Linked DNA regions of Mus musculus: all the other regions are linked to region 5. A link is a loop called in an ENCODE intact Hi-C map of the cell type or tissue named here. Cell type or tissue: left cerebral cortex. All regions are shown on one strand. Each heading gives the region's core, and the rest is flanking DNA. Links, peaks and the distances in the headings are about the cores only.

The links. A loop is a pair of places that touch in the nucleus more often than their neighbours do. Peaks named below come from ENCODE experiments on the same cell type or tissue, not always from the same donor. Only the 100,000 strongest peaks of a DNase experiment are listed, where the experiment ranks them.
Region 1: a loop joins it to region 5, with 3 times the contacts of the local background. A loop is called at or near these places in 8 of 42 quality-filtered maps.
Region 2: it touches region 5 in a loop (7-fold over the local background); 18 of 42 quality-filtered maps call a loop at or near these places.
Region 3: it touches region 5 in a loop (12-fold over the local background); 4 of 42 quality-filtered maps call a loop at or near these places.
Region 4: it touches region 5 in a loop (6-fold over the local background); 4 of 42 quality-filtered maps call a loop at or near these places.
Region 6: it touches region 5 in a loop (4-fold over the local background); 4 of 42 quality-filtered maps call a loop at or near these places.
Region 7: a loop joins it to region 5, with 3 times the contacts of the local background. A loop is called at or near these places in 9 of 42 quality-filtered maps.

What each region holds. Positions count from the first base shown.
Region 1 is chr17:21,532,318-21,536,773 of GRCm38, forward strand. Zfp52 (zinc finger protein 52) reads left to right here and starts at 3,222. Exons shown (of 5, transcript NM_144515.2): 1 at 3,222-3,516. 9330136K24Rik (RIKEN cDNA 9330136K24 gene) reads right to left here and starts at 3,561. Exons shown (of 3, transcript NR_131123.1): 1 at 3,506-3,561; 2 at 2,111-2,154. It also overlaps a transcript of Zfp53 not described here. In left cerebral cortex, for the core only: CTCF peaks have their summits at 406 and 2,310 (motif pointing left); DNase peaks (open chromatin) are centred at 348, 1,773, 2,311, 3,217 and 1 more place; H3K4me3 peaks cover 2,544 bases; H3K27ac peaks cover 2,244 bases.
Region 2 is chr17:21,006,453-21,010,908 of GRCm38, forward strand. It overlaps Zfp160 (zinc finger protein 160), which reads left to right and starts at 2,489. Exons shown (of 5, transcript NM_145483.2): 1 at 2,489-2,534. In left cerebral cortex, for the core only: a CTCF peak has its summit at 2,839; a DNase peak (open chromatin) is centred at 2,479; H3K4me3 peaks cover 1,874 bases; H3K27ac peaks cover 1,310 bases.
Region 3 is chr17:21,447,410-21,451,865 of GRCm38, forward strand. It overlaps Zfp51 (zinc finger protein 51), which reads left to right and starts at 2,965. Exons shown (of 5, transcript NM_009558.4): 1 at 2,965-3,012. In left cerebral cortex, for the core only: a CTCF peak has its summit at 2,468 (motif pointing left); DNase peaks (open chromatin) are centred at 2,466 and 2,897; H3K4me3 peaks cover 1,341 bases; H3K27ac peaks cover 1,013 bases.
Region 4 is chr17:22,432,416-22,436,871 of GRCm38, forward strand. The region is part of intron 2 of Zfp946 (zinc finger protein 946); the gene reads left to right. Among named protein-coding and RNA genes, the nearest start is that of Zfp946, 10 kb to the left of the region's middle. In left cerebral cortex, for the core only: no CTCF peak of the experiment used is centred there; no DNase peak of the experiment used is centred there.
Region 5 is chr17:20,942,569-20,947,024 of GRCm38, forward strand. Ppp2r1a (protein phosphatase 2, regulatory subunit A, alpha) reads left to right here and starts at 2,886. Exons shown (of 15, transcript NM_016891.3): 1 at 2,886-3,015. The coding sequence starts at 2,938. In left cerebral cortex, for the core only: no CTCF peak of the experiment used is centred there; DNase peaks (open chromatin) are centred at 2,703, 3,112 and 3,705; H3K4me3 peaks cover 2,510 bases; H3K27ac peaks cover 2,101 bases.
Region 6 is chr17:22,421,709-22,426,164 of GRCm38, forward strand. Zfp946 (zinc finger protein 946) reads left to right here and starts at 2,494. Exons shown (of 7, transcript NM_198003.3): 1 at 2,494-2,721. In left cerebral cortex, for the core only: no CTCF peak of the experiment used is centred there; DNase peaks (open chromatin) are centred at 2,478 and 3,259; H3K4me3 peaks cover 1,847 bases; H3K27ac peaks cover 1,191 bases.
Region 7 is chr17:21,563,877-21,568,332 of GRCm38, forward strand. It overlaps Zfp948 (zinc finger protein 948), which reads left to right and starts at 3,102. Exons shown (of 6, transcript NM_001002008.2): 1 at 3,102-3,369. In left cerebral cortex, for the core only: a CTCF peak has its summit at 2,575; DNase peaks (open chromatin) are centred at 2,557, 3,066 and 3,985; H3K4me3 peaks cover 1,690 bases; H3K27ac peaks cover 1,356 bases.

The DNA.
Region 1 (4,456 bases), core at 166-4,165, 590 kb after region 5:
TTTTCCAGACCGATTCGCTACTTTAGGGAGCCTGAGAGTCCCGGGCCTAGGTGCTGGTGTCCCGCAGCTGCGGCGGGAAGTCGCGCGGGGCTGAGCCCACCTCGGGCGGAAGGCCGTGGGGCCTCGCCGGGGCGGGGGCCCAGTCACTCCGCTGGGGAGCCTACCGGCCACCGCGGCGCCCTGGGCAGCGGGGAAAACCTGGGACCCGAGTGGCACCGCTCCGCTTTGCGCAGGCAGAGGAGAGGAGCCCAGTTACTCGGCGCCAGCCAACAAGATGCTGTGGTGCGCCCGGGCTCCTCGGGGATTCAAACCCCAGTGTGGGGCTCTCCCTGCAGGCGGCGGGGCACAAAGAATCTGACCCGACCCCTCGATTAGCCGCGGCTCACCCAGGCGCGTTTCTCTCCCCTTCCGCCGAGCGGCGCACACAAGGGTCCACGGCCCCTAGAATGGTCTAAGACTCCCGCGGCCCTAACCTAGATCTCCATAAGTGAGGACATGAGTTCCCAAAGAGCAGAGCTTCAAGCTTGGACAAAAGCAGGAGAGGCCGATGTCTCCCTTTACCAGATCGTAGAATGGCCTCCTGGTCACTCATTTTGCTCAGTAAATGGCTACCCTTCCTGCCAGAAGTGCTCGCTCCCGATCTGAACTGATGTAGTCTAAGTTGTAAAGAGAGTGGACACCATCCTGCCACACTCAGCCCACTGAGAAGAACAACCACCGGGGCAGTCACCTTCCCAGAGCTACAATAAGACAATATACTATGTTAAGATGGCAGGCAACCCAGGAGGGCTTCAGACTAAATTTTTCCAGCCTCTGCCTCTCCATGCCCTCTGCCCAAAGATTAAAATAAAGATAAGATTGGCCTTCAGAGCCTGAGTCTTTCATCCTGTCCTTGTGTCTTTCCTTGTTGATAAGGTCCTGATAGTTACCCAAGGTAAAGGCACAATTTACTTGATAGAAATGAGTTAACAAGTGGATCTTCTATCTACTGACACTGAAGACATCTATTGTACTAGAGAGGATATTCTAGTTGAGGTGTATGAGTTTTCAGGCACATATAACATACCAAATATAAATGACATGAAACAAATATTATAAACAAGACTAAGAGGAGCAATATGACTGAATCAATTATAAAATGACATCTTCAAAACAAAGCCCAGGACCAAATTGACAGAATTCTATCAGGACTTTGAAGAGCAGCAAATAGACTAATATTTAATACTTCTTGACACACACAAAAATATCAAGACTTCCTGACTCTATTATCTGATACTAAGCCAGATAATGAATAAACCTGACATGTTGGAGCATGCCTTTAATCCTAGCATTCCAGAGTCAGGAACTGCTGATCTCAGTGAATTCAAGGCCATCTTGGCCCTCAAAACTGAAAAAAAAAAAAAAAAAAAAAATCCATCAGATACTGTTAGAACTAAGAAGAAATTACACACTGATTTTTTTTTAATTGATCTAGGTATGTTATCACGGGCCTTTAAGCACAGGTTCACACAGAGAAACCTTGTCTACCATGAATGAATGCCCCGATTTTTTTATTATTAGTTATTTCACACATACACACACACAAAGATAAAATGCATGTATATCACAGCATTGTGTGTTTCTGTGCCCACTTCAAATACTGCCCATTCTCACTCCTACCTCTCTGCTATCCTGGTCCACAGTTCCAACAGTCACTTTGTTCATGTCTATTCATATTGCCTGGCACCCACTAAGATGAACCAGAGCCATTTGTGAGACTGTGGGTTTGAAGCTATGTTCAGGAGCCTGATGTGCTCAGCACAGGATGACAACTAAAGCCAGTGATTCTTCTTCTACAGTCTATCCATTGCCAATGCCTGAGAGGTAAAGCCTTTTCCCTTTCCTAGATTGACCGTGGTCTTGTGTGGGGCCAGTGCAGGCAAGGACAGCTGCTCTTGGTTACTGATTGCAGTAGTTGTATGGAGTCTAGAGAACTCTAGACTTGGAATTCTTAGCCTTTCCCCCTCTCTCCCTTCTTATTTCCTAACCATCTCTTCTTCCTCCATGCTTCTCAGAGCTAGACATTGGATTGTAAAACTGACTTTTCTAGGGTTGGGACCACAAACCTTACTTATTTTCTGCATCTGGGACGTGCAAGATTCTCTGCGTACACCACTGTACTAGAGAGAGAGAGAGAGAGAGAGAGAGAGAGAGAGAGAGAGAGAGAGAGAGAGTTAGTTCTAGGTTTTATCTCAAAGCACTTTTGGAATCATGAAGACAAACTTGTTTCTGCTTTACTAAAATGACATGTCCGCCATCTAGTGGTGAAAGAAGTTCAATGAAGTATGAATTCAGTCCTGACTGTTGAGGTCTGTCCCTGTAACATAGCTGTAGCCATTTTGTTCCATGCCTGCCAGCTATTTCACATTGTTTCTGTAATATGCCAGTTAGTCATTGACACAGAAAAATAATTTGACTCAGAGCAGGGTCGTGTTCCACATACCCTGTTATCTTCTGTGTGTTCTGAAGTTGGTTAATCTTAAGAACTTTGAAAATTATATGCTCCACTTAGGACCAATCAGAATAAAGGTCAGATAGAACTGCTCTGTCTGGCTAGCAAAAATAGCTTGGGTCAGAGAAAACCACAGGTCAGCACTTCCTGCACCTGCATATGAGCGCATTGTGATTTTTTTCATTCTTAAACCAGTCCTGAGAAGTGTTTGTGGTTGTAGCTCAGCCCCCAAATTCTGATCAGTCTTAGGGTATGCATCCAATTATCTGTCCTTGTCTGACTGAGATCAGGGTTTGTGTGGCATGTAGGGCTACTGCTGGACCCCAACACTGACCACTGAGTTCTTGAGACAACCTCCCCCCTCCCCCAAATCCACGTTCCTGAAAAGTCTCTCTCCAAATCAAAATTGAAGTATTTGGTTTTGGTTTCTCATGTTTGTGTTTTGGGGATGGGACTCTGGCATCCGAATTTAGCCTGTTGTTTGGTATGCAGTATGTGGTGGAGAGGATGATAGTGAGATGGGGATCTTAGGTTGTCTGTTTTGCATCTGAAAGATTCAGAATTCACTATGGGGATCAGATATCGGGGTGCAGGGTCCTACCAGATATAGTTCTGGTCTAGACTGGCTGCAAGAGTGTGGGGAGACTGTGCAGAGCAACCTGAAGGGAAGAGCTGTGGCAGAAAGAAGCCTGAGACAGAGTGGGAGGGGCCGGTCTCCGCTGGGCGGGCCCACTCGCCCAGAAATAGAGGATGGAAGATGTGGTACATTGGCTGGGTGTAGAGGAAGGGTGTAGTGTGGGTGGGATTAGAAGACTGAGGCCAGGGAAGCTAGGAAGCAAGGTGTGTTAGCTTGGGAAGTGGGACTAAAAAGTCAAAGTCTGGAGTGTCAAGAATCCGGTACAAGACTGAGCTGGGGTTGGGGTTGAGGGGTAGAGCGGCTGCACAGTGTGGAATCGCGTGGTGGAGACCTGAGTATGGAGGAAACGGCGGGGCTCGCAGAACCGGAAAACTTACCTATACCGCAGGTACCTTTTGAGCATCCTGGGAGAGTCAGCAGTTTAGCAGCTGGCAGAGGCAGCAGCGGGGGATGGGGGAGAGGAAGTGGGAGTGGGGGTGGGGACAAGGGAGGGAGGCGCTCGAACCTTCCAGGTCCGAGGAGCTGAGGCGGGGCTGGGGAATGGGCAGGAGTGGGAGGGGAGCAGAGCGGGATCAATTTCCCCTCTGATCATAAGGATAACGACTCTCAAAATTGTGCTGTGGATGTCAGACCCTCGTCGATAAATTTTCAGTAATATTAACTGGAATAATACTATTTCTTTTTATTGACCTTCTGGCTGATCTAGTAGAATATTTGAATTTATCAGTTAATATTTGAAAACGCAGCTCTCTTTGCTATGACGGAAAGGACAAAGCTATTGAAATTTACAATCATCCATACTAACTTCCGTATTCTACCACTTCTCTATTTAAGAAAGTGGCATGTGGTGGATTCCCCATGAGCTTTTAGTCACGAAAGGAACTCCTGCAAACTTAAATGAATTTGATTGTACTGTTTGTTGTGAGTTTTACTGGTATGGATGTAAAAATTAAGTTTTAAAAGTAAACTGTCTATCTACTATTAATTTTCCATCGGGAACGTATGCAATCTGTGATGCAAATTGTGAAAAGAGTGGCGCCAGGCTTGGTGACACTCACGTTTTATCTCAGCACTCAGGAGCAAAGGCTATATAGTGAGTTCCAGGACAGCCAGAGCTATATGGTGAGACACTGTCTCAAAAAACAAAACAATAAAAATAATTACAAAAAAAAAAAAAAAAAAGAGGAGGAGAGAATAAATAATGAAGGAAGGAAAGAAGAAAGGAAGAAAGCAAACAATCAAGGAAGGAAAGCCAGCTAAGAAAAAGAAAAAAAAATGTGTCTTCTTGTTGAGGTCTGCCCCATCTCAGAATAGCTGTAGCCATTTTG
Region 2 (4,456 bases), core at 349-4,348, 64 kb after region 5:
GCAAATTGGTGAATTCTTCTGACAAATGGAGATTCCCCACAGATACTTAAAAGTAAAGCCAACTTACACTCATATGCAAGAATTTACCAAGGCCTAGGAAATAGGGGGTTTGTGGTATTGCATTATTCATAACAAGGTCTGCTAGAGCTGAACCCCCTGGTGTTAACTTTCACAAGGCTCAAAGGAGTAGCACAAATTGTGTCTAGGATGTGAAATTCTTATCTGTCATTAGCTGACCCTAGGCAGGGCTGTTTTATCGTTGCCGTAAACATTACCTGGTGCCTGTAAGTCCTTTTGAAGTCATTCCTCTGTTTTGTGTCAGATAACTTCAATGTACTTTGCCTGCTGTGACATCCTACTCCTTCGTTTTCTGTAGTATATAAGACTGGTGTTCACTTTGTGGCATTACATTCAGATCTAACACACTCTCTTGTGTCTGTGTCTGTCAATTCTCGCTGACTCTATACCCATCTGTCTGAGAGTCTGATTCCCATGGATTGAGGGGGGCCCACTGAGCCCAGTCCGTGGCATAATATCAAATCGGGTGCTTATAACATGTAGCCAAAAGGGACTGTAAAGCCCTTCCCAAGTGAGTAGGTTCCAAGTTGAGCACAGTCTCGGCTCCATGGATGAGCTCCCAGCTTCTGGTTCTGACCACCTGTCTTAGTCAGGGCTTCTATTCCTGCACAAACATCATGACCAAGAAGCAAGTTGGGGAGGAAGGAGTTTATTCAGCTTACATTTCCACATTGCTGTTGATCACCAAAGGAAGTCAGGACTGGAACTCATGCAGGTCACGAAGCAGGAGCTAATGCAGAGGCCATGGATGAATGTTACTTATTGGCTTGCTTCTCCTGGATTGTTCAGCTTGCTTTCTTATAGAACCCAAGACTACCAGTCCAAGGATGGCACCACTCAGAATAGGCCCTCCCTCCCTTGTTCACTAATTGAGAAAATGCCTTATAGCAGGATCTCATGGAGGCATTTCCTCAAGGGAGTTTCCTTTCTCTGTGATACCTTCAGCTTGTGTCAAGTTGACACACAAAACCAGCCAGTACAGGACCCTAGGCACATATTCATGAGATAAAAGAATCCTTATGGAAATGGTTCACCTTCTAGTGGTTCTCAAGAGCAATACCATATTTTAAATATCTTTGTTTCCTCTTCTCTTTTTCTTACCTCTGCTTCAGATTTAGGGGGGCAACCTGCCCAAGGACATGGCATTTTGAAGGACATTTGCAGAGAGGATGTCCAGACTCTGAGCAACTGCTTTCAATAGGATGAATAGCAAATGACTTTCTACTAACATAATGCATATATTAAAATGTTCAGCAGGAAGTAGTAGGGATCATGAGACAGTAGTGTAGGGTGAAATGATTACTATTCATTATATATTTAAAAGTATGTATCTGAAAGTACTTTGCAATGGTGAAGTACCAGGGAAACTCAGTGCATCTCATTATTCTATACTGGTGATAGTTTGTTGAATTCTATGTGTACTTCCTTTGGAAATGTTTGATGAACTGTAGATATGCTACATGGTGGAAATGAGAAGAAATATTTTTCATTAGCCATTCCTCAAATTATTCCCGCTGACCTTTGACAGTTACATCTGCAGACTGCTGTCACAAACATCCTTTAGAACACATGTACTTGTATGCAAGAGTTTGTTTCTATTTAAAGTAGATACAGTAAGAACTTTCAATGAGAATGCCAAAATAGCTTATATGCTGTTTCAAACTTTCAAGCCAAAAAGCACTTAAAATATTTTTAAATTGTTATTTTTATTACAAAGAGAAAAGTTGGCACTTAAAAAAAGAATCGATCTTCAATGCCAATCGTTCATGACCTTTGTGAATGCAATTCTCTTTTGTAACAGAAAATATAACTTTTAAAATAGGTAATTGTTTTTATATATAAAACTCTTCGAATTAAAAATAAAATCAATGCTTGCTTATATTCACCATCGTCCCCGACTCTCCTACCTATGCATGGTTACTGATTGACAATGCTCAGGAGCCCTGCTCCTTAGAGCTAGGAACCTGTGGGAGAATAAGGAGGGACTGAGAACTGTGCACCAAGAACACAACCTACTCTGAATCCCCTTGTAGAGCCAGACCCATGCCCACTTGTACTTGAGCACTATCCTACTCTCCAATGCATCCCCACACTCCCTTCTAGTCCATTATTTGGTTTGACCCTCCACCCCCACCCCGCTGTTTTCCGAAACAGTTCTAAGCCCTCACCACGCCATTCTCAGCATTCAGGTCCTCTCTAGCCCATAAACATTTCTTTAAATACTGTCCCCTCCAAGCAACAGTTTCCTGTTCCAAGTCCCACTAGCACGCAGTGGCCAGCATGCCCTAAAATTTCCTTCTCAGAGCAGCTTCCTTTCTAGGTACCGCCCCTTGTTAGCGTCAATCACTTGTTCTCTGGTCCCGCCTTATTTTACCCCGGATCTGACCGCGAATGCTGAATGCACTCCTGCGCAGCGACCCGGAAGCGGTTTTGCTCTGCATAAATTTTGTAGCTGGGTGAGTTTTCCCAGATTCTTTAGGCCGGTTGCTGGCACTCAGAACCCGGACCTCTGCCCTGGAGTCCCCATCTTGTGTGCAAAGCTCCACTCGGTGACGCGGAGAGCTGCGAGACTGAGGAAGTAGGAACGTGGGAGAGAGAGATGGCAGCGGAGCCAGGGGAGGGGATGGAGCCAGGAAGGAGCGGGGGCACGGATTCAAAAGCTTCAGCGGTCGGGGAGGAGACATGACTATCGTTTGTGCGGGCAGTGCCAGGTGATGCGGTACTAGAGAGTGCCGCGGGTGACAGAATAGCAGAGGAGCAGCTTGCCGCGGCGCCTGGTGGAAAGGAAAAAGAAAGCAGGGTCTGGAGATGCTGGCAAGAGTGGAGAGGAGGGTGAGAGAACAGCTAAACTGCCATAATGTGTGACAGAAAGAAAAGCAGGCGATGGAAGCGAAAGGGAAAGTATCTGGGGAGAACTTCCAAGACCAAGTTCTCAGACCAAGTTCTCAGCACAAAGATTTATTTGTCTTAGAGGTACAGAAGGCCCGGATAAAGGTCAGAGACAGGAGATAGAGGAAGAAGGGGAAGGGAACAAAGAAGAGGGCAGAAAGGGGCAAGAGAGAGGGGTTAGGAGTATTTGTCCAGAAGTGGGACAAATGACTGTTTCTAGATAGAGAGGAGACAGATGTGACCCATAGGCAAATGGCGGCTTATAGAGGTAAAATGAGAATCCCCTTATTAGGACGAGGTGTTTAGCTGGCACATTAATTAGGTGAGCCAGAGGTGCCTTTCGGTTGCCAGACTTCAATGCTTTGATAGCTGGGCCTTCATAGTAAGTGTCAGGAGGAGGAATTGGCCAAATAAAGGAATAGACTTTGGGTGTAGCTTTAGGAATGTAATCTGAGAGTTTTTAGCAAGGCAGAGAGAGGAAAGGGGCAAGGCCTACCAGAGTCATGGTCACCATGCTGGAGCTGGCAAAGTCCCTTCAGAAAGTGTGAATAAGATAGTGCAGAATGAGGGAGGGGCAGGCTGGATAAAGCAGAAGTTGATGGAATAGTAAGGTTATTATTACTGAGCTTGTCTTTGTTGTTGAAATAAAAAAACCCTTAATTTTTGTTTGAATTTTAGTGGTATGGAAGAGAGTTGCAAAACTTGATCTGATGGGCATTAACTGGTATTGTGTTAGGCATGGTGGCACAGATCAGTAATGCCAGCATGTGGGAAGAAAGCTGGGGTAGGAAAATGGAGACTTTAAAGGTGGCGTGGAATACTAAGACAAATAACTAAGACACTTTCTCAATGAATAAATACTGTTGGTGTTTACTGATCCTTTATAGTCCTTATACAGCCAGAACTAATGTGAGATTTTTTAGACAGTGTCACCCTTCTTTGACAGGGGTAATGTGTGGAGGAGCTGTGGGATTCTTCTAACCCCCTAACACTTAACTTTTAGCATAGAATGTGTTGCCTCCGGTCACAGTAAATGTGTGATGTTTTTTCTCCTTCAGGCACCAACTTAAGTACTTTAACTCATATCTTTTTTATTATTATTATTTTATAGACATTTTTATGAGATATTTTCTTTATTTACATTTCAAATGTTATCCCCTTTCTTAGTTTCCCCTCCGAAAATCCCCTATCTCCTCTCCCCTTCCCTTGCTCCCCAACCCACCTACTCCTGCTTCCTGTCCCTGGCATTCCCCTATACTGTGGCATAGAAGCTTCCCAGGACCAAGGGCCTCTTCTTCACACATGGTGGGACTCATGGCTCTAGCTATTTATTTAACTCATATCTTGCTCACTTCAAACGCCACCGTTTCTCACCACTGTACCCTTTCACTTCCAAGTCCCATGTCCTGAATATAACTTGCTATCACAAGTGCTGTTAATCTACTCACTCAGCAACAGATTGTCAGGGAAATCCTTTGGTTAGGTTTGC
Region 3 (4,456 bases), core at 320-4,319, 500 kb after region 5:
GCTGGCTTTGAACTCACAGAGATCTGTCAGACTCTGCCTCCTCAGGGAGGAGTTAAAGTTGTGTGCCACCACCGATCATCTTGTAATGTCCTCACCATTACCCAAGGTAAAGGCTCAACATTTAAAATATGAGTAACAATAGGATCTTACGTCTACTGATAATAAAGACTTCTATTACACTAAACTGGAAAATCTAATTGAAATAGGTGAGATTCCAGGACATATAACATATCGAATGTAAACAACATGAAATAAATAATATTAACAAGACTACATATAGCAATGTGACTACACATAGCAATTAGAAAATTCCACCTTTTAAACAAATTATTTTATTTATTCACATTCCAGACATTACTCCCCCGCCCCTGCTCCGTGGTCTCCCCTCCCACAGTTCTTTATCCCACTTCTCCTCCAACTTGCCTCTGAGAGGGTCCTCCCCCCAATCAGACCTCCCCTTTCCCTGGGGCCTCACTAGGCACATCTATCACTGAGGCCAGACCAGGCAATCCTTTGCTATATATGTGCTGGAAGCCTCAGACCAGCCCATATATGCCGCCTGGTTGGTGGCTAATCTCTGGGAGCTCCCTTTGGTCCAGGTTAGTTGAGACTTCTGGTCTTCCTATGGGTTTGCCCTCCCCAACTGCTTCTTCAATCCTTCCTCTAATCCAACTATAGGGTCCCCTCCCCCCAACTTCAGTCCAATGGTCAGGTGTAAGCTATCCTGTGTCTGTCTCAATCAGCTACTAGTAGAGCCTCTCAGAGGAGAGCCATGCTAGGCTTCGGTCTTCTCCATTTTTGCCCCTGCATTCCTTTTAAATAGGAACAGTTCTTGGTCAAAAATTTTTACTGAAGGTCAGCAAGCCTGTCCCTCCACCTCTATCTACTGGAGGTAGTTCCCCCTACCCACTGTTGGGCATAAAATGCCATCTTTGAAACAACCCCACAACAAGATTGACAGGATTTTATTTCAAAAAACCAATTTCAAAGTGACTTAACAGCTACCACTTATTGATACAAAAGAGAAAAACTTCCTGACTCTTAACTATTACCTGATACTAACCCAGATTCTGAGCCAGTCTTGGTGGACCATCCCATTAATCCTAGCATTTCAGAGGCAGAGTAGGCTGACCTTAGTGAGTTCAAGGACAGCCTGGCTCTGAAAAGCAAAAACAAAATAAAAAACAAAAACAATCAAACAATTTAACAAATAGAAGTCCTCCACCCGATACTGATACAATTAAAAAGAAATTATAGACTGATGTAATTTAAAAACAACTTTGAGGGGCTCAGGAGATGGCTCAGAGGTTAAGAGCACTGTGTAGCCTTCCAGAGATCCTGAGTTCAATTCCCAACAATCACATCATGACTCACAACCATCTGTAATGGGATCCAATGCCCTCTCCTGGTATGCAGGTGTACATGTAGATAGAGCACTCATGTAAAAGAAATAAATATGTTTCTTTTAAAAAAATGTTTTTTGAACTGGGCATGGTAGCACACTTCATTAATAATTGTGTTACACAAAGAAAACCTTTCTCAAATGAATGAGTGAGTGAATGAATGACCTCCCCCAAGTTTTCTATTATTAGCTATTTCACACTTGCATATTGCATTTGTATGTCCACATCAAGTATTGCCCAATATTTTGGTATACTTTTGATATAAAGTACATATTCCACTCCTAAAACTCTGCTCTTCTGATTTACAATTCCAACAAACCTCTCGATTGTGTTCATCTCTATTCATATTGCCAGGGACCCAGTAAGATAGGAGCTATGTGTTGGAGCCTGATGTGCTCAGCACAAGATGACAACTAAAGGTAGTGATTATTCTCCTACAATCTATCCATAGCCAACCTCTGGGAGGTAAAGTGAGCTGTTCCAGTTCCTAGAATGACTGTGGTCTTGTGTGAGGCCAGTGAACATAAAGACAGCTGCTGTTGGTTACTGATTACAATAATTGTATGGAGTCTAGAGAATAGTGTGTCTTAGCCCATCCTCTCCTCTTTTCCTTCTTATATCCTAACCACCTCTTCTTTGGTGTTCACCAAGCTAGATGAACTAACTAGTAACTGACTATATTAAGACTAGAACCATATACCTTATTTTTTGCATCTGTGCAAGTTAAGGTCTCTGCATTCAACACTCCAGAAAAAAGGGAGGGAGGGAGGGAGGGAGGAAGAGAGAAAGAGATAAATAGATAAATAAATAAATAAATAAATAGAGGGGTGGAAGGAAGGGAGGAGAGAAGGAAGGAAGGAAGGAAGGAAGGAAGGAAGGAAGAAAGAAAGAAAGAAAGAAAGAAAGAAAGAAAGAAAGAAAGAAAGAAAGAAAGAAAGAAAGAAAGAAAGAAAGAAAGAATTGGTTTTTCTCACTTTAAGCATAAATCACAAGACTAACTCCTTTCTGAGTTAGTAAAATGACAGACCGCCATCTAGTGGTAACATCAGTACAGCACAGGATGAATTCGGCCCTGGGCGGATAGCAAAGAGCCACTGAATTCTTGAGACACCTATTTCTTTTCAAATTCCAAGTTCTTTAAAAGTCTCTCCCAAGTCAAAATTTTAGGATTTGCTTTTGGCTTCTCATGTTTGTGTTTTGGGGATGGGACTTGGGCTTCTGAATTTAGCCTGTGTTGTTGTTGTTTGGTACAAAGTATGTATTCCAGCGGCTGGAAGTCCAGGAGGTGTTAGGCTTCCGGTCATTTATCTAAATGGTTCTGAACTCACTATGGGGGTCAGATATCGGGGTGCAAAGTCCTACCAGATCCACTTCTGGTCTAGCTAGCAGCAAGCATGAGGGGAGGCTGGGCGAGCTGACAGCTGGGCCTGTGTGGAAGGCAGCCAGAGACAAAGTGGGAGGGACGGGTCTCCGCGGGGCAGGGCCACTCACCCGGAAACGGAGGGTGCAAGCACATTGGACGTTACCAGGAAGTGTAGAAAAGTGTTGAGTGGGAGGAGTTAGAGGAGTGACGTGAGCGGAAGCTGGGAAACTAGGTGAGTGAAGCCAGGTAAGTTGAGAACCAAAGCCAAAAGTGTTAACGACCTGTTCACGTCCAGAGCTCACGGCCCTGCACCGTAGGGAATCGCGTAGTGTAGACCTGGGATAGCAGAACGGGGAGGAATTTAGGGGAAGGTAAAACGCCGGCCAGCCGTGTGCCGCGCGGGGCATCTTGGGAGAGTCAGCAGCACAGCAGCTGGAACCATAGCTCAGAAACCTCCCAAGTCAAAGGAGCTACGGGGCTGGGAAGGGGCCGGAAGAGAGCAGGGCGTGATCAGTTTTTCTGGTGTTCATAAGTAAGCTGGCTCGATATATTTTAGTGCATATAAACTGAAATAATCCTGATGTGTTTTTCATTGACCAAATGATTGCCAAAATATTCAAAATAGTAGAATAGTAGAATATTTTAGTTTATCTACTGAAGTTTGCAAACCAGTTCTCTTTGTTGAGATAAAGGATAAAGCTCTTTAAATTTACTTACATCCATGCTAACTCCACTGTTATACCCAGGACATACTTGGTGACTTAACATCCCCAGAGAGCTTTTAGCTATTACTCATGAAAGGAATGGCTGGAAATGTAACTGAATCTCAGCGTATATTTGTTGCGAGTTTCGTAGATATAGTTGTAAATATAACTAGAAGTGATTGTCATCACTTCTTCCTCTCCTTCTAGTCTCTCACTCCTCCACTACCTTCCTCCCCCTATCCTACACCTTCCTCTCTTTATCCTCAGAGAAGGGAAAGCCTCCTGTGGATATCCACCCTCCTTGGCATATCAAGATGCAGTGGGATTAGGCACTGCACTGAGGCTATTGAGGCTAGACAAGGCAGCCCAGTTAGGGAAAGGGGATCCAAAGGCAGTCAACAGAGTCAGAGACAGCCTCTGCTCCAGTTGTTAGGGGACCAACATGATAACCAAGTTGCACATCTGCTACAGTTCACAGTTAGAAAGGACATTATAAACCAGTTTTTAATCCTTTAATCCCTGTATCCTATAACCCTTTAATCCTTTAATCACAAGCCTTTAATGCCTACACTTAGGAAACTGAGGCAATTGGATCTGGGAGTTCCTTGCCACCCTGGTACATAAAGGGAGTTTAAGGACAGCTAGAACCACAGAGAAATGTCAGTGGGAAGAGGGAGAAGGAAAAGGAAAAAAGAAATAAAACAGAAAAGGTATTATATTGTATATGATGGTACTATAAATCATCTTTCAAATAATTACTTTAGCTCTTCTATATCAGAAAAAAGACAGCAAAAGTATTTTGTCTCCTTAGTTCTAGAAAACCACTTTGTCCATGAACACAAACTGTTTTTTGGTTTGGTTTGGTTTAGTTTGGCTTAGTTCCTGTGTTTGTTTTGTCTGTGGCTTGAACCCATTGTGTCCCTCTGTCTGGCCCAGAACTCATCCTGTCATGTAGACTAGGCTGGACTGGAAGTCACTGAGTTACA
Region 4 (4,456 bases), core at 194-4,193, 1.5 Mb after region 5:
AGCTGAGGACGAAGTTCCTCTGCAGTGCAGGGAAGGGGAGTTCGACCCTGAGTGGTGACAGTAGGGGGCTTTTAACAGCTAGCTGAGGAGTTGGGAGGAGAGTTGGGAGGAGTTGGGAGGAGTTGGGAAGAGTTCTTCTCTTCCGGGTGTCCTTGGTAAAATTTACAAGGCAGGAGTGGGGAGTGAGTTCTTTCTGAATTTTTATCTCCGTGTCCTCGGCAAAGGAAGGCAGGCATCTCTGGTTGTACAGTATAGAAACAAAAAGGCTTTTTGCTAGCTATAGAGAACAAAGAGCTTCTTTCTAGCTGTATTTTTAAAGATCAGGGAAAACAAGCTTGGGGAACATCCAGGGACTTTACCTTCCAGGGAGAAACGCTCTAAGTCGGGGTCTCACAAAATCAATTGGGTATGATGTTAGTGATAAGTGTCATCTGCTGTCTCATCCTTACCCTAATATTCTTCAATAAGAAATCATAGAAATTTACAGTAACTGTTAAAGGCAATTATATCACGTGATACAAATATATCTTTGGACTTCAGCAGGCATCATGCACAAACACTGAGCACACACACGTACACGGTGCAAAAATACTACTACATATAAGCTAAAATAAAAATACAATAAAAATGTTTAAAAGCAATGAGGCCAAATGGGACACGAGATTGATTTTGCCCTATTATGTTTATATATAAATGGTTCTAGAATATTCTACTGTACATCATCTCATGATTAGCCTATTACACACATTACTGACTTCCTGTATAATAATTAATCGTAGTAAAAACATAATTTATTTGACTGTGCATGTGTATGATGATGTCCTTATTCCATTAGTATCATTTTCTTGTATCCATATGAATAATAGCTAAATTTATTACCTTCATTTAAGCATTTTTGCTGCAAGGTTTGTTACCTGATATTTTAACTTTGTAAGCTTCAGTAGTTCTTTTATATTCTTTTCCATTTGTGGTCAGTTTCTCTGTTTTCTGATATAATGACAGTAGGACCTTGATAAGGATTGTTTTGTATCTCTACAGACTATTAAATTGTCTGTTTTGTCTTCCCATTGATTTCTTTTGTTTTATAATAGTTTCCACTGTAATAATTTTAATTGATTTTGAAGTCTCAGTTTAATCTTTTGAAGGTCTTGAATGTTCTGAGCTTTATCAAAATTCCACATTTAATTAGGATTACTTTGTTCAGAAACAAAATTCTTAACATATGTAGAAAAACAGAAACCTCCTTTCCAATTGCATTCCCATGTTTGTATGAGAACGTTTTACCCTTCTGGCACTGTTCACATGTCATGTATGGAATTTCTGTTTTGATTTATTGTAACTGTTAAATACATGTTGATTAGTGAGTATTTGCTTATCAGTTCAGGGATGTATAGGAAGAAGTAATTACATACAAAGCTAGCTGTGATAATTGAAAGGTATACGGATTCTTTGCTTGTTTTATTGTTGATGAAGCTGCATGCTCATATGCATGATGACTGCAGGAAGTTTGAGCCCCGCTGACTCTGTTCCTCACTTCTTTCTGTTGCTTTGTCGAAAAGATTAGTTTCTAGACAATCTTGAGTATGTAGACTGACCAGGCGGAGAAGGAATCTTTGTGCATATTAGTTGAGAATTTTGTTTATTACTAAAGAACTGTAGAATGGAGATTCCAGCTGGAAGATTGGTTTCAGAATGAATCACAAGATACGTGAGCTGCTCACTGACCTGCTGTAACAGGGGTCCTTAGTGTCAAGTATAGTTCATCAGCACGTATCATTTCATTATGTTTCTTGTAAAATAAAATTGGTGTGTTTATCGAGCAAATGTGGAGACAAATGCATTGAGCAGGTGAAAGAATTTCCCATCTGTGATTGGAAGGGTGAACGTGTGAACTGTTAACTCTCTGGAGCAGCATCAGGGAGCCTGGTATCAAGAGGGCACCTGTGAGAACCTAAAACCTTGGACTATATTCTGATTCAATTAATAATTTTTATTCAAATCCTGCAGAAGGCAGCTGCAGAAATGAAGTCAGTCTTCTTTCTTGTTTCTTTGTAAGATTTCATTAAATTTTCACATTTATCTAACTTTCCGTGTCAGAGCATGGTTAGGAGATTACTTTTTTGGTCCTCATCTCCTAAATGGCTCTACCTCTGAAAGAGATCCCCCTTCGCCATCTGCTGTGAGCAGTCTGTAGGCAGGCAGGTAAGGTCTCAGCCTCAGGGCCCCTCTCAGCCTTGATGAAAGAAATGCTGATGAACTCAATCTTATGAGGCATTTTGATGATCAACATAGAGGACTCATGTCCAGAAGTTTTTTTCCTCGCATAATCATCATCTTCTGTCTCTAGGTTTTCCATTTTCCCACTGTGTCTTCCAGGATGTTTCTTTGTCTTGGGTCAGAATAAAGAAGATAGAAAAGATGGCAGGAGACCTTACACAAGCTATGTCTTATGCCATACTAGGTTTGTTTTGTTTTATGAGATTGAGTTATGCTATGTTTCAGCTCTGGCTGTCCTGGAACTTGATTTGTAGACCAGGCTGGCCTTGAACGCTTAGATCTACCACTCTCTCCCTCCTGAAAGAGGGATTAATCCCTGAGTGCTGGGATTAGAGTCATGTGTCATCACCACCCAGTGTCTAGCATCGTTATTAAGAAATAGAACATCTTTTTTTTTTTAAAGCTTTATTTATTATTATATCTAAGTACACTGTTTCTGTCTTCAGACGCACCAGAAGAGGGCATCAGATCTCATTACAGATGGTTGTGAGCCACCATGTGGTTGCTGGGATTTGAACTCAGGACTTTCAGAAGAGCAGTTAGTGCTCTTAACCACTGAGCCATCTCTCCAGCCCGAAATAGAACATCTTATATATAGTTTTTCCTAGAAACTAGAATGGGACAGTGTCAGCAAATTTTACAGCAGCAAGAAGCCTCACTCATGAAGTCTGAGCACAGTACTTTACTTTAAATATACACAACAACATAAAAGGAAGTTTGTCTTTGGGACCTTATAGGAAAACAACAGTAATAATCCCCCATTAGAGTTCACATGACCTATCATACTTCTTGTTCTTGATTAATTTTAGAAACGTGACATGAGTTGTCTCTGATATGAAGCCTTAAATCAAATCAGAAAATGGTAAAGCACCATGATGAAGGCAACCTAAAAAAAGAAAGAGGTTACTTTGGGTAATGCTTCCAGAGGGTAAGAGTCCACCATGGCAGGGAGGCCTGACAGCAAGCAGCATGTTGGTGAAATAGAAAGCTGATAGGTCACATCCTTAGCCACAATCACTAAGGAGGGAGAGGGAACAGAGGTGGTTTGTGGCTATTTTTTCCTCAGACCCTCTCGTCAGTGTCATGATTTATTCAATAGTCTTCCAATAGCTAAATTTCCCAGAACATCTGACCAGCTAGAGCTTACATTCAAGTACATAAGAAATGGGGCACATTCTTATTCTAACCAGTATACTCAGTCTTCTAATACTCATGCTATAATTGTGCCCAAAGGCACGTTTTTAGAGGGTTTTAATATCAATGTAGAAAATACACCTTTAATGTCTTGTTTGGCTTTTCTGTTTGTTTATTTCTATATCCCTGATTGGCCTATAATGTGATATGGAGACACTGCTGGCTTCTAACTCACATATATCTGCTTGTCTGAGCCTCCTGAGCACTAAGATCAAAGCTCTTCCTCACTGAGTCTGGCTAGAATTTCACTTTTATTTTATTTTTTTTATATTGCTGCTTTAATGCAGCAAGAATCTTGTTCATTTGTTTCACCTATAATTTAGTGGAGTGATCCAGCCCCTTCAGCTTGTATTGAAACTGATGTCTGTCTTCTCTGCGGTGGACAGGCTCTTTATTGAATTACTATGAGGCTTACAGAGTTCTTCATTTCTGGTTTCTTTTCCAGTTGAGGATTTCTGAGATTTTCGATTTCTGTAGATCATGATATTCACATCCTGCATTATTCTTACTATTTCCTCAGCCATTTGTGAGAGTTCTCTTGTTCTTGAATCAGCTTGTTCCCATCCTCTTGGAGTTCAGGAGCTTGTTTCCTCTTTCTGTCATTTGACATTGTTGAATAGCCTTCAAATTGTACTTTGCGTTCTGTATCTTGAATTTCATTTCACTGGGAGCACTGGTATTGCGTTAGTGATTTGAGGTAGGGATATTCTATCAAAGCTTGTCATATTGCTTTGCTTCCAGCCTGTCAGTTGTCTTCCTACCTGGCTTTAGGTTAGGATGTGGGGTTTTCAATGTGAGATTTTACTCTTAAGGGTTGATTGATAATCTAGGATGGGGGGTGGCAGGTAATAGGTTACAGCATACTACTAGATCTAGCTCTGGTCTCAGCAAGTAATAAGCATGTGAGAAGCCCTTGGGTATTTACCAGTTCCAAAACAGATTGACATGTGTGCTTTTGAGGTTTGTGGACAATTAATGAGGAATA
Region 5 (4,456 bases), core at 270-4,269:
GGTAGGATGACTAATAACTCTATTAACCATTGAAACCAATAATAATATGCTTTTTAACCTAATTTCCTAATATAAAGAACCTATGTAACATGTATTTCTATTATATACTACATGTAATTGTGCTTGGTCCAGATAGTCTATAGTTCTTTTCTCAAGCACAAACAATGATCCAGATGTAGTCTTCTGACTGAAAAACTGTAAGCAAGAGATAAAATGTAGCAGGCATGTCCTCTGGGGTAAAAGATGCCAACAAGGGCAGTGAAATATAAAAGACAGAATATAGATAGTGGGCCCAAAGACTGTTTCTCAAACTCTGCTTGGAATTTCCAGCTATGCGCTAAACATTATATAAACAATGGGAAAAATAAAAATTGTCCATTCTTTTTTTTTATTCTTTTTTTTTATTCTTGTTAGGTATTTTCCTCGTTTACATTTTCAATGCTATCCCAAAGGTCCCCCATACCCACCCCCCCAATCCCCTACCCACCCACTCCCCCTTTTTGGCCCTGGCATTCCCCTGTACTGGGGCATATAAAGTTTGCAAGTCCAATGGGCCTCTCTTTGCAGTGATGGCCGACTAGGCCATCTTTTGATACATATGCAGCTAAAGACAAGAGCTCCCAGGTACTGGTTAGTTCATATTGTTGTTCCACCTATAGGGTTGCAGTTCCCTTTAGCTCCTTGGGTAATTTCTCTAGCTCCTCCATTGGGGGCCGTGTGACCCATCCAATAACTGACTGTGATCATCCACTTCTGTGTTTGCTAGGCCCCGGCATAGTCTCACAAGAGAGAGCTATATCTGGGTCCTTTCAGCAAAATCTTGCTAGTGTATGCAATGGTGTCAGCATTTGGAAGCTGATTATGGGATGGATCCCTGCATATGGCAATCACTAGATGGTCCATCCTTTCGTCACAGCTCCAAAAAATTGTCCATTCTTAAACTGAACCTAGAGTCTTGTGTCTCTGTCTCCAATTACCTTCCTTGCTAGGCCCTGTTGATGTCCAGCTGTGTTGCCCACGGCATAACTGAATAACATTTACTATTTCATAATATCCTAAAATGTAATCATTAATCATAAATATGACTATGTCAATGTCACTAAAAATTTAGTGTTTTTCAGCATAAGAGATAAAGGATACAAATTTAAAATCAAAAAAGTAAATAAAACCTTATTTTTTAGTTTTCATAATTCACATAAATTGATTAGAAATGCCAGTAAGCCCATTACCAATCACAACCTAGTACTAATTAATTAAACTTACCCTCTTCTTGTACTTGTTAAGAAATCCAGTGCTTCCTACAATGTTTAACCTAGGGCAGTTCAAAGTAAGACTAGAAAACTTTACTATATCTGAAAGGAGAGGAGACAGGCAAGAGGATGTTTTTTCCAAAAGATCTGTTAAATCAAAAATGGTCCAAGAAGGCACTGTTTGGAATTCCTCTCCATAGCCTCTCCTGAGTTCCCCAGTTTTCTGTTGATTGGTTTCAGAAACACATAAAGTACAGTATAGAAGAGTTCATATAAAGGAAAGAAACTGAAGAATGGCCAGAGAGATCATAAAAGAAAATACACTCACAAAGAATAGACAATGGTACCATTGTGCCAAACTCTTTTAGTGAGGTAGCGTATAAACTGAAGTTTCTAAGCCAGACCATTTGGATTAACTCTTATGGGATGAGGCAATGGTATGGCTGTCTTTTGAGGGTTACACCATAGACCTTTGACTGGCCCGGAGGTCACTATGTAGACCAAGATGATGTCAATCTCAGAAAGATGACAAGTTTTTGCTTCCTGAGTTTCATGATTGAAAGCATGTGCACTTTCACACATGGCTATGCCTTCTGTTCGTTATCACAAGACCAAGTGTTTCCTATTCAGGGCCAGAGATATGTGATCTGCATCATTACTTAGGAACGCCTACTCTCTGTGAGGGGGGGGGGGTTGTTTGTTTGTTTGTTTGTTTATTTCCACTCTCTGTGAGGGTGCTTTCTCAATTTTCTCTCTAATTGGAGAGGAAGAAGGGGGAAGGGAGGAATGGAGGTGTGGGGGGGAGGATGATGGAGGAGGGGAGAGGCGAGGGGAGTCGAAAGGAGAAAACAAAAATCAAGTATAGAAATAGCCACGCTTTAACAACCTTGATAGCATCTAACAACCCCGCTATGCCCACCTTCTTCCCTTTCATATTTTCAACCTTAAGGAGAAAGGATTGTGATAGTTTTATATTCGCCTTCTAAGTGAATCACAGCGCCCAAGCTCATTATGAGGCAGAGGTCCATCCTCAAAAAACTTTCGACCTTGTTCATTTTTTACTAGCTACCTAGAAGCTCCCCGGCAGGATGAAGACTCGCTCTGGCCGCTCTATTTCTTCCGGGTAAGGGGGGTGGGTAATAAAGCCTTGAACGCCAAGAGCCCCAGAACCGCATCCTAGAAACCAAGCAAGGCAAATCTCCCTACTTAGGAGTCCCTCCTTTACAGAGACCGGTATAGCAGAACCAGACAAGCATGTCCTTCATTACGTCACGCATAGCTCCCAAGACTCCAGCTTAAGTCTTCTCCGCCTCTCCCCAAGGGGCCATCTTAGCCACCTCCCACCCTCGACTCTCATTGGCAGCTAGACCTGCTTGTTCCCGTGGTTGCTAGCAGCGACGTAGGCGGGCACAATCTTGGTCACTAAGATACTTCACTTCCGGTTCCTCTCGTCCTTCGGGAAAAACATCTCATTCGTCCGGCCAATGGTGAATGAGAAGTAGGCGGGACTTGGTTGGTTCAGACCAAACAGACGCGAGCTTGTGCGGCAATGGCGGCGGGACGGCCCCTGTAGGGCGGCTCGGGCGCCCCCACGTCCGCTTTGCGTCCTTTCCCCGGCACCGCCCCGCCCGATCCCGGATTCCGCCTGGAGCTCGCTGCTGCCTGATAGAAACGCCAGGGAGCCAAGATGGCAGCTGCCGACGGTGACGATTCGCTCTATCCTATTGCGGTGCTCATAGATGAACTCCGCAATGAGGACGTTCAGGTACGGGGATCCTTCCGTTAGAGTGTGTGGGGGAGATCGGGGACGGGGATCTTCGCGGAATGTGGGAGCGATGGCTCCGGGTTCTCCGGGAGTGGCGGAAAGCAGCGGCAGCCAATCAGAATTCAGGTCTCATCTTTCTTAATAGCAAGGTTCGATGAGATGGCAGCCTTCATTGGGTGCCCGGCCAAGCGGAGGGCAAGCCTCGAGGGTCCTACCTGAGTGCGCGCGGCCGCCCCAGATCTGGGCCTGGGCGGCCCGAGATAGGGTGGCGGTCTTGTTGCCGCCTGCCAGTCGGTGATTGGCGGCGGACTCAGAATGGCTCTTTGTAGAGAATCGGCGGGGGCGCGTGACCTGCTGAGTAGAAACCCTCAGGGGTCCTGGCGACCCGGGTAGAGTTCCCATTGCTTTTAATGTTTTCGTTTTAACTGGAAGGAGTGGGGACTGATATTGGGATTGGGGACTGATACCGAGATTTCTGTCCATTCTTCACCGACCTCCACCTTGTATTTTGGGTTAGCTCTCCTGAAGGAGGAGGAAGGAGGCGGTGAAAGTATCCTCTCCTGAGATTTAACTAGCCGTAGCTGGGGTGGGTAACGTGCACAGACCCACCTGTTCTCCGACCTGGTCCCAAGCCGGCCTGCCAAGAGAGTTGATAGTTCTGGTTCATGGGAGAAGAATGAGCCAGGACCCCAGAGTTGTCGGACTGCTTTGGATTTGAAAAAGAGGTCAGACCTCAAGGCCGCATCCTCTCACCTGAGGATGACCTTGTGTGCACATTATTTCATCGCCCCTGGCTTCTGTTTTCTACAAATAGCGGCTAATAATAGTCCTGGTTTCCCTCGGTGGCCGAGGAAAAGTAGTAAAATGAAACTGGCTGTATGTAAAGGCTCTATAAATGTTAGCAATTATTTTGGGGGTGTGGCTATTGTGGCACTGTGCTACAGCCCTCTGCTTTTCCTTTTATATAGAATTGTTCATGCTGCACTCAGTCACCTTCCTGAACCTGGGCCTATCCTCTAAGTCTTACGTATTTATGTGTGACTCTGGTTCCATTGTTGGCAAGACTGGATTTGTACTCCTGGATCTTGCAATTTTTGCAAATTGACTCAGGCAGTCTGTGTTTCTCTTCTGTTAAATGGGAATAATAATCTGGTTTTGGGTATACTGAATGAATTTATTTGCATATGTTCTGTAAACACATGCAAAGCATGAGGAATGTTATTGGGTCATAAAGGAGACCAGAGCTTGGTATAGTGGTGCATGCATGCTAGCAATCCCAGCACTCAGGAGGCAAAGGCAGTGTCAAGGCTAGCCTGGTGACACTGTATCAAGAAAGAAGCAGTCTGGTTGCTGTACAAAGGCTAGATGTGAAACAGGTAAACAGAACTAAATCTGCATATTACCACATGTAAGAAAGAATGAGACTTGTCAATGTTGAAAG
Region 6 (4,456 bases), core at 209-4,208, 1.5 Mb after region 5:
TTTCTAAGCCTCTGTGCTAGGGGAAGACAGCTGGAAAATAGATTCACATGGTTCTAGCACAGAGATATGGAAAAAGCAGGATAGACCTGGGAGATGAGAAAATCTCTGTCTCAGAGAGAATATCCTTAGTAAATATAGACTAGAATTCTGAGGTCGACAAACTAGAGTCCTACTTTCTGAACAGCACACATAGCTATTTGAGCTTTTCTTACTTTAAACAATTCATGTTGAAACAAGTGATAGTGACCTTTGAATGGAAGGCTCAGAAATGTAGAAAAATGTCTGTTCATAAGTAGCTGTGCATTTGAGGAAGTGTCAATTCCAGATTTTATAAAAGCCATGCATCGTGGATTTCATAGAAGAAACATATAAAACCCTGGTTTATTCATGCCTTCCCAGAATACCCTCTTAATCTCCATGAATTTGAAGCTGCAGTTCTGTTTTTTTGTTTTCAATTGAAGATATGGAAAGGATTATGTCACGGAACACATTCATTTGCAATAAACAATACTGCTGAAATTGAAAAACAGCATCTCTCACTGGTGCAAGAATATTTGATTTGTTGCTGATAGACTTGACAACATTTGTCAGCCTGTATGTTAAAGACAAGAGTGATAAAGTGATGTGTCAGGCACAAATGCTCGTTCATTTGAACATACATGCAAAAATACTCATAAAATACTTGCAGAGAGATTCCAAGATCACATCAAAAATATCACCAAACATGATCAAATAGGCTTTGAAGGGGTAGTTCAATGTACAAAAATCAACAAATATAAACCACTATACAATATTGCAAAAAGACATGATCATCTCATTCCATGCAAAAAAGGTCTTTGACAAAATTGAATATCCCTTCTCCATAAAAGTCCTGTAGAGATAAAAGATATGAGACACATCTAAACATAATGAAGGCAGGTTACAGTCTGCCTTAATCCTGGAACCAGGATTAAGTTAAATGAAGAGAAACTCAAAGCACTTCCACTAAAATCAGGAACAAGCCAAGAATATCCACACTTTCCATATCTATTTAATAAAATAATTGAAGTCTTAGCTAAAGCAGTTAAGACTACTGAGAGAGATACAAAAAGATACACAGTAGATTGAAAAGGAAGAAGTCAAATACCCTTATTTGCAAATGATATTATAGTATACTTGTGACCCAAGAATTTCCACCAGGCAACTCTATAACTCAAACACACTTTCCCCAAAGTAGCTGAATACAAAATTAAAGCTATTAAATCAATAGGTTTCCTATATACAAATGACAAAGGGACTAAGGGAAAAAATTAGGAAAGCAACACCTTTCACAATAGCCTCAAAAAAAAAAAAAAAAAAAAAAAAGAGTATGTTGGTGTTAACTTTAACCAAACCAGTATATGACCTGTATGATACAACTTCAAGTCTTTGAAGAAAGGAAATTGAAGAAGACAATTAGGAAGTAGAATGGCTATTCTACCAAAAGCAGTCTACATATTCAACACATTCTTTATCCAAATTCCAGCCTGTATCTTACAGACCAGAGTGATAAAGTGATGTGCTAGGCACAAATGTCCTTCCCCTTGAAAATCCATTCATTTCTATGTTCATTTTCCTTACCATCCTGATCCTGACCATGAATCCCCTGTGCTTGAAATTTTAAATAATGCAAACTCACCACATTTTATTTTTTCCTGGCTATCAAGATTCTGTTGTGCTATCATTATATTTTCACTTACACAAATTGGGTCTTATGCTGATGTTTTCATTCATATTATGGTTGCTATGCTATTTACAGAGAAATATTCGGGAAAAGTATTTGCATTACCTAGTCTCTTTGCTATTGTGGCCAGGACAATGCTCCTGGAGTTTAACTTTATTCATGCTTTCCAAGTGCCCTGTTCTACCACTTGCAGTTTCTACCAAGTGTCCTTTACCCCTGCAGCTCCCCCGTGAGCTTGCACAGCTCTCCTCTTATTATTATCTGTCCCATACGTTTTTATCCACATTTTCATATGATTAGTCTTTCTTGTATTTCACATGTTTTAAGACTGGCTTTGGGAAGAAGCCAGGCTTTTTTACTTACTTTTAGTATTTTGTGTAGGGAATGGAAGGAAAGAAATCAGAATTGTGGGTATTGGTTGCCATTTGCTGAGCGTTTTTAAAAGCTCAGAAGGCTTGTATCTTAACTTCTTAGTTAGGCTGCCCATCTTTTATCTGAGGGGTTCAGAACTCAATTGGGACTCAGATATTGGGGTGCAGCGTCCTTACTTATCCTGTTCTGGTGTGAAAGCATATCGGAGGCTGTGCAGAGCAGGTCTAGGGCAGCCTGGCTGCTGGAGCTTTGTAGCAGGCTGCTTGAGACTGAGTGGGAGGGGCCGGAACCTCCCTGGGGCGTGGGTACTTGTCGGGCGGGGAGGGGGCCAGCAAAAAGAAAAAACCAGAGGGTCTAGGAAAGTAATTACGGAAAAGAAAGCGCCTGGCTTGAAGTGTTTGGGGGGAACCACGTGACCGGAACCGGGGCCGTAGTGGGCGGGTCTAGGAGAGCAGCTCCAAAGATCAAGTCAGATAGGAAAATTCACCATTCCCTTAGGTACTTAAGTGAACAACTTGTTCTCTAACCGGGGGCTGGTTTTCCTGTCCTGGTTATTTCTGGACCTAGGGAAAACTCGGGCCTGGAAGAGTCAGCCGTCAGCTGTGCAGCGGCGGACACCGCAGCCCCGCGGCCCTGGAACCTCCCAGGTCAGAGGCGCTGCGGGGCTGGAAAACGGGCGGGAGCCGAGGTGGGGGTAAGGGGGGGGGGGGGGATGGTTTCCCTGGACGCTGCTCTCCCAATTCTGTTGTGGATATCTTACGGTTGTCAGGAAGTTTGAGATCCTGTGAACTGGGATTTATCGTGATTTTTTTCATTCATCGTACATTTACCAGAATATTCAGTCATAAAATTACCCATAAAATATCTGGTAGAGCAGTTGCATTATTATATGCTGTTAGTTATTGTAACAGTTCCTGGAATGTAAATTCATTCATGCTTTCTAACTGCCTCGTTTTACTAATTGCTTATTCAAGAGAACGCCTTTGGCTCTGGTTAATAGGTATCCTCCAAGAGCTTTGTATATAATTGTCATATGAGGAAACGGTACAGATTTTTTTTTGAACCAGGAAGTGTTGGAAGCCGACCGCGGCTCACATGAACCGGATTTCACCTGGAAGCCAAGCTGGGGCTGAAAAGAGAGGGGAACTAGGCGGTGGAGAGAAAAATGGAGCTAAGTCAAGATTCCTGATCAAAGCTCAAATGTTTAATGGCAAATGCGCTTATAAAGGGGGGGGGGGGTGTGGTGGGGGTGGGGGAGGCCCATTCCCGCCAGTTCATCCTTGGAGCCTGGAACCAGCTGCAGGAATAGTCTCCGTCCCAGCTGGTAGCAGCAGTGGCTGAACAATAGAGTGATCTAGGTAGGAAGGCTCTACCCAAGGTAATCTCCTTAGTGGCAGCAAGTTCAAGGTCTGGCTTAGCCTGCTTCAGGCTGGGGGGAGGTTACTAGAAAGTAGACCGTATGGAGCACTACAGTTATTGCAGTAAACATTAACATTTATTAAGCATACTTTTTATTGCCCATGAATTATTCATCTGAGATGTATGCAGTTTAGGATGTAAGTAAAGCATTGAGAAATGGGTCCGTTTACAGGAAGCCTACAGCCAATATCAAATTAAATGAAGAGAAATTCAAAGCAATTGCAATAAAATCAGGAACAAACTAGGCCATTCACTTTCTCCACGATGTCTATTCAATATGAAACTTGAATTCTTAGCTAGCACAAGAAGACCGCTGAAGGAAATAAAGAAAATAAACATTGGATTACAGAGGAAAAAGTAAAAATCTTATTTGTAAATGATATGACAGTATATATAGGTGACCCAAAAAATTCCACCAGGGAACTTCTACAACTGAGAGAAAACTTTCCCCAAAATAACTGAAGACCAAATTAATGCACAAAAATCAAAAGATTGTTGTTGTGAGACTTTTAAGGACTGCATCTGTTTTACGAGGGGTTAAATTGGTCTATTTGTTTATCTGATGTTGATTTCACTTTAGAATATGGAAGCTATTACTTAAATTATCCATTTCTTTTAGATTTTTATCAATTATGTGGAGTAGACATTTTAAATGTGCTTTATGATTCTCTGGTTTTCCTCTGGGTCTGTTGTTATGCCACATTTTTGTTTCTGATTTTGTTAATTTAGATCTTTTCTCTCACCCTTATAGTTAGTTTGGATAAGGGTTTGTTGATCTTGTTGATTTTGTCAAAGAACAAACTCTTTGTTTCATTGATTAGTTGTATTGTTTCTATATTTCTATATAATTGATTTCAGCCCTGAGTAAGATTATTTCTTGTTGTCTAGGTTTAGTTTCTTTCTTACTTCCATCTTAACCCATTTTTTAGTACAATAGAGTTGTTCACTTTCTATTTGTTTGTG
Region 7 (4,456 bases), core at 284-4,283, 620 kb after region 5:
TTTGGATAACTAGTTGGTATGCTCTCCCCGAGGGAGACTCCTGTTCCCAGCATTGTCAGTTGCCTGTAGTACACTCTGTAGAAATTGAGCTCAGCCTTGTGGGCTTTTCCCATCCACCTTGGCATGTCCATTGTTGTTGTGCTTGTTCGGCTCTTGTTTGGACAGTTGTGTGGCTGAGATTTTATGGATAAGCTCCTGGCATTACTAGGAGAAACAGCCTCACAGCAAACTTCCTGGTCTTCTGCCTCGTGATTATTGATACCCATCTTCAAAAATATTCCTTGAGCCTTAGATGCATAAGTGTTTTGTAGATGTATCCATTAGGCATGGGCTTCACAACTCTACATTTTGATTTGTTGTGGATTTTTTTTTTGTAGTGGTCTCTGTTGAAAGAGAAGTTTCTTTGATGAGGGAAGAAGCCTACATTTATTTGTTGGTACAAGGAAAAGATGTTTAGATTTTTATTAGGGATTATGCTGCTTTAGTAAAGTGGTGGTTGTTGGTCTCCTGTAAGATTCCTGATTTCACCAGCACTGAGTAGGTAGCTATGTTTCCAGTACCAGTCATGGTTTTCTTTTGTTAAGAGTGTTTTAAATCCAACTAGAGAGCTGTTGTTTACCACCAACATGAGTTTGTTGTTACTGCACCCTTAGAGTTGTCCTGCCAAGATGATTGTTGATTTGGTTTATCGGCATCATAACTGAGTAAGACTGTTGGTTAGATTCTTGCTTTGGAAGCTTGCAGGCTGATTCTGGGTTCATACAAGCTCCTCCTCAGGGAAGAGTCTGTTTTATTTTGAGGCAGGATCTCTCTGTGTATTGCAAGATGTCCTAGATTCTCTATTTAGACGAGGGGGGCCTTGAACACAGAGTTCCCCTGTTCCTGCCTTCTGAGTGCTTGGTTTGAAGGCTTACAAGACCTTGCCTGACTATACATACTGTTTTCTTATGTGTTTGATTGGCTTGTTGGTTTGTTTGTTTGTAGAGACAGGGTTTCAATTGTGTAACTTTGGCTGATGTGGAACTCACAGAGACCTCCTGAGTGCCTGAATTAAAGGCATATGCCACCACTGCCCAGCTCATAAGGTTCTGATAGTTACGCAAGGTAAAGGCTCAACTAACTTGATAGAAATGTGCTAATAAGATCTTCTGTTTACTGATATTAAAGACTTCTATTTTACTAAATAGAATACTCTAATTGAAATGATGTATATAACATGCCAAATATAAACAATGTGAAATAAATAATATAAATAAAACTAAGAGAAACAATGGGACTGAAGCAATTATAAGATGCCATCCTTAAAAGAACTCCATGAGTAGAATGACAGGAGTCTATCAGAACTCCAAAGAACTAACAACAAATCAGCTTAACACTTAATATTTCTTGACACACACACAACAATCAAGACTCTTAAACTCTATTACCTGATAGTAAACGAGATACTGAACCTGCCATGGTGGAGTATGCCTTGAATCAATCCTAGCATTCCAGAGGCAGGGAACGCTAATCTCAGTGACTTCCAGGCCAGCATGTCTCAAAAAACAAAAATCCCACCACATAGTGATACAACCAAAAAGAAATCTCACACTGGTGTTAAAATTAAACAATTGATCTGGTCACATTAGCACCGTTTTTTTGTTTTGTTTTGTTTTGTATTGTTTTGTTTTGTTTTTGTTTTTTTGAGACAGGGTTTCTCTGTTTAGCCCTGGCTGTCCTAGAACTCACTTTGTAGACCAGGCAGGCCTCTAACTCAGAAATCCACCTGCCTCTGCCTCCCGAGTGCTAGGATCAAAGGTGTGCGCCACCACACCCGGCTTAGCACCAGCTTTTAAACACAGGTACACACAGAGAAACTCTGTCTATAATGAATGGATGAATAAATACCCCCCCCCCTTTTCTATTATTAGATATATCACAAACACAGACACACACACATGACAGCATTGTGTGTTTCTGTGCCCACTTCAAATACTGCCACTCTCACCTCCTACCTCTTCACTATGGTCCACAGTTCCAACAGTCACTCTACTGTGTTCATCTCCATTCATTTTTGCCTGGGATCACTGAGATGAACCAGAGTCATTTGTGAGACCTTGCTGGAGTCTGATGTGCTCAGTATAGGATGACAACTAAAGGCAGTGATTCTTCTACACTCTATCCATAGCCAACATATAGAGAGCTGTTCCACTTCCTAGACTGACTGTGGTCTTGTGTGAGGCCAGTGCAGGGAAGGACAGTTGCTGTTGGTTACTGATTACAATAGTTGTATGGGATCTAGAGGATGGTGTGTCTTAGCCCTTTTCCCTCTTTCCCTTATTTCCTAACCTACTCTTCTTCCTCAGTGTTCCCAGAGCTGGAGTTGTTATAGAGTAACAGACTTTTTTATGACTAGAACCACGTACTTTACTTTTTTTTTTTTTTTTTTTTTTTTGCGACTGGGCTAGCCAAGAGTCTGCATCCACCAGAAATCTGTCATGAGAAAAGAGCCTCGTGAATGACTCACAGAAGACAAATGCCTTTCTGAGTTAGTAAAATGACATCTAGTGGTGAAAGCAGTACAGTGCGGGATGACTTCAGCCCTATGCTGATGACAAAACGATGACTACTGACTTCTTTAGACACCTTTCTTTTTTTTTTTCAAAATCCAAGTTCTTTGAATGTCTGTACCATAGTCAAATTTTCAGAATTTGGTATTGGCTTCCTATGTTTGTGTGTTGGGAATGGGACTCTGGCTTCTCAAGTTAGCCTGTTATTGTTTGGTATGAAGTATGTGTCCTAGAGGCTAGTTTTAGGCTATTTTGCATCTAAAGGATTCAGTACCCAGGATGGGGATCAGATACCGGGGTGCAGCGTCCTATTAGGCCCAGTTCTGGTCTAGGCAGACAGTGGCCACTGGGAGGCTGTGCATAGCGGGTCCGAAGCAGCCTGACAGCTGGAGCTGTATGGCAGGAAGCCTGAGACAAAGTGGGAGGGACGTGTTCGCGGGGCAGGGATATTCACCCAGAAACATGGTGGAAGGTTGTTAGACATTAGGTGGGGGTGGAAAACATAGTGTTCCGAGTGGGAGGAGTATTCCCAGTGGGAGGAGTTAGGGCAGTGACGTGAACGGAAGCTGGAAACTGGGTGTGGGAGGCTGGAAACGTGGGACGAAGAACCAGAAGTGTCAAGGACCTGTCAGGTCCAGAGCTCGCGGCCCTGCCCCGTGGGGAATCGCGTGGTTCAGACCTGGGGTCAGAGGACACAGAGGACTTCGTGGGAAGCTAAAACTCCAGGCAGCCGCGGGTGCCTTGCGGGGCATCCTGGAGGAATCAGCAATCAGTCGCAAAGCGGCGAGAACCGGAGCCAGGCGGCCCTGGAACCGCCCAGGTCAGAGGAGCTGTGGGGTTGGAAAAGGGCGGGAAGGGAACAGGGTGTGATCGGTTTGTCTTCTGCTTCTAAGGAACCTGGCTCGGGAATTCTGCTGTAGATGTCTTTCTTCCCTTGTCGAGAACTTTTAGCTCACATAAATCGGACTAATCCTGTTTTTTTTTTTTTTTTTTTTTAAATTGACTTCTGAATGCCAAATGTTCCTATTAGAATACTGTAGTAGAATATTTGAATTTATGTATTGATTTTTGAAAACCAATTCTGTTTGTTCAGGTTAAAAGGAAAAAGCTCTTGAAATTTACATTCATTCACTCTAACTGGCCTGTTTTACCAGGAGACTTACAGTGACTTGGCATCCCCGGATATCTTTTAGATACTATATATAAAGGAGTGGTTGCAAATAATCTGAAAGAATATTTTATTTTTGCAAATTACATAGGTATGGTTGTGAACATTAACATTTATAAGTAAACTTTTATTTCTCATTATTAATTTATTTACTTTACACTTCTATCGCAAACACCACCCCTCCCCCCACTTCCTCTCCTCCCAGTCCATTCCTCCTGCTTCTCCTCCACCAATTTCCTCCTCCATTTCTCCTCAGAGAAGGGGAGGAGTCCAGTGGCTCAGCCAGTCTAGTTGCAGTAGGACTAGGCTTATCTACCATTGAGGCTAGACAAGACTGCCCAGTTGGAAAAGGAATCCAAAGGCAGACAACAGAGTCAGAGACAGGCTCTGCTCCAGTTGTTACAGGGCCCACATGACAACTAAGCTGCACATCTGTTACAGTTCACAGTTAGAAAGGACATTATAAGCACAAATCTTTAATCCCTATCTTGGGAAACAGGCAGGTAGGTCTAGAAGATCCTTGTCATCCTGGTATACAGACATGGTTTAAGGACAGTCAGGGCTATGGAGAAATCCCGTCTATTGGAAACGGGAGAAGAAAAATGAAAACACGAATGAAACGTATTGTTGTAAACTATAAAACTATAAAGCGTCTTTTGAAAAATTAACTCTTCTATATTAGAAAAATGTCAATAGTAGTCTTTTGTCTCCTTTCTAGTAAAGGACTCTATGGACATAC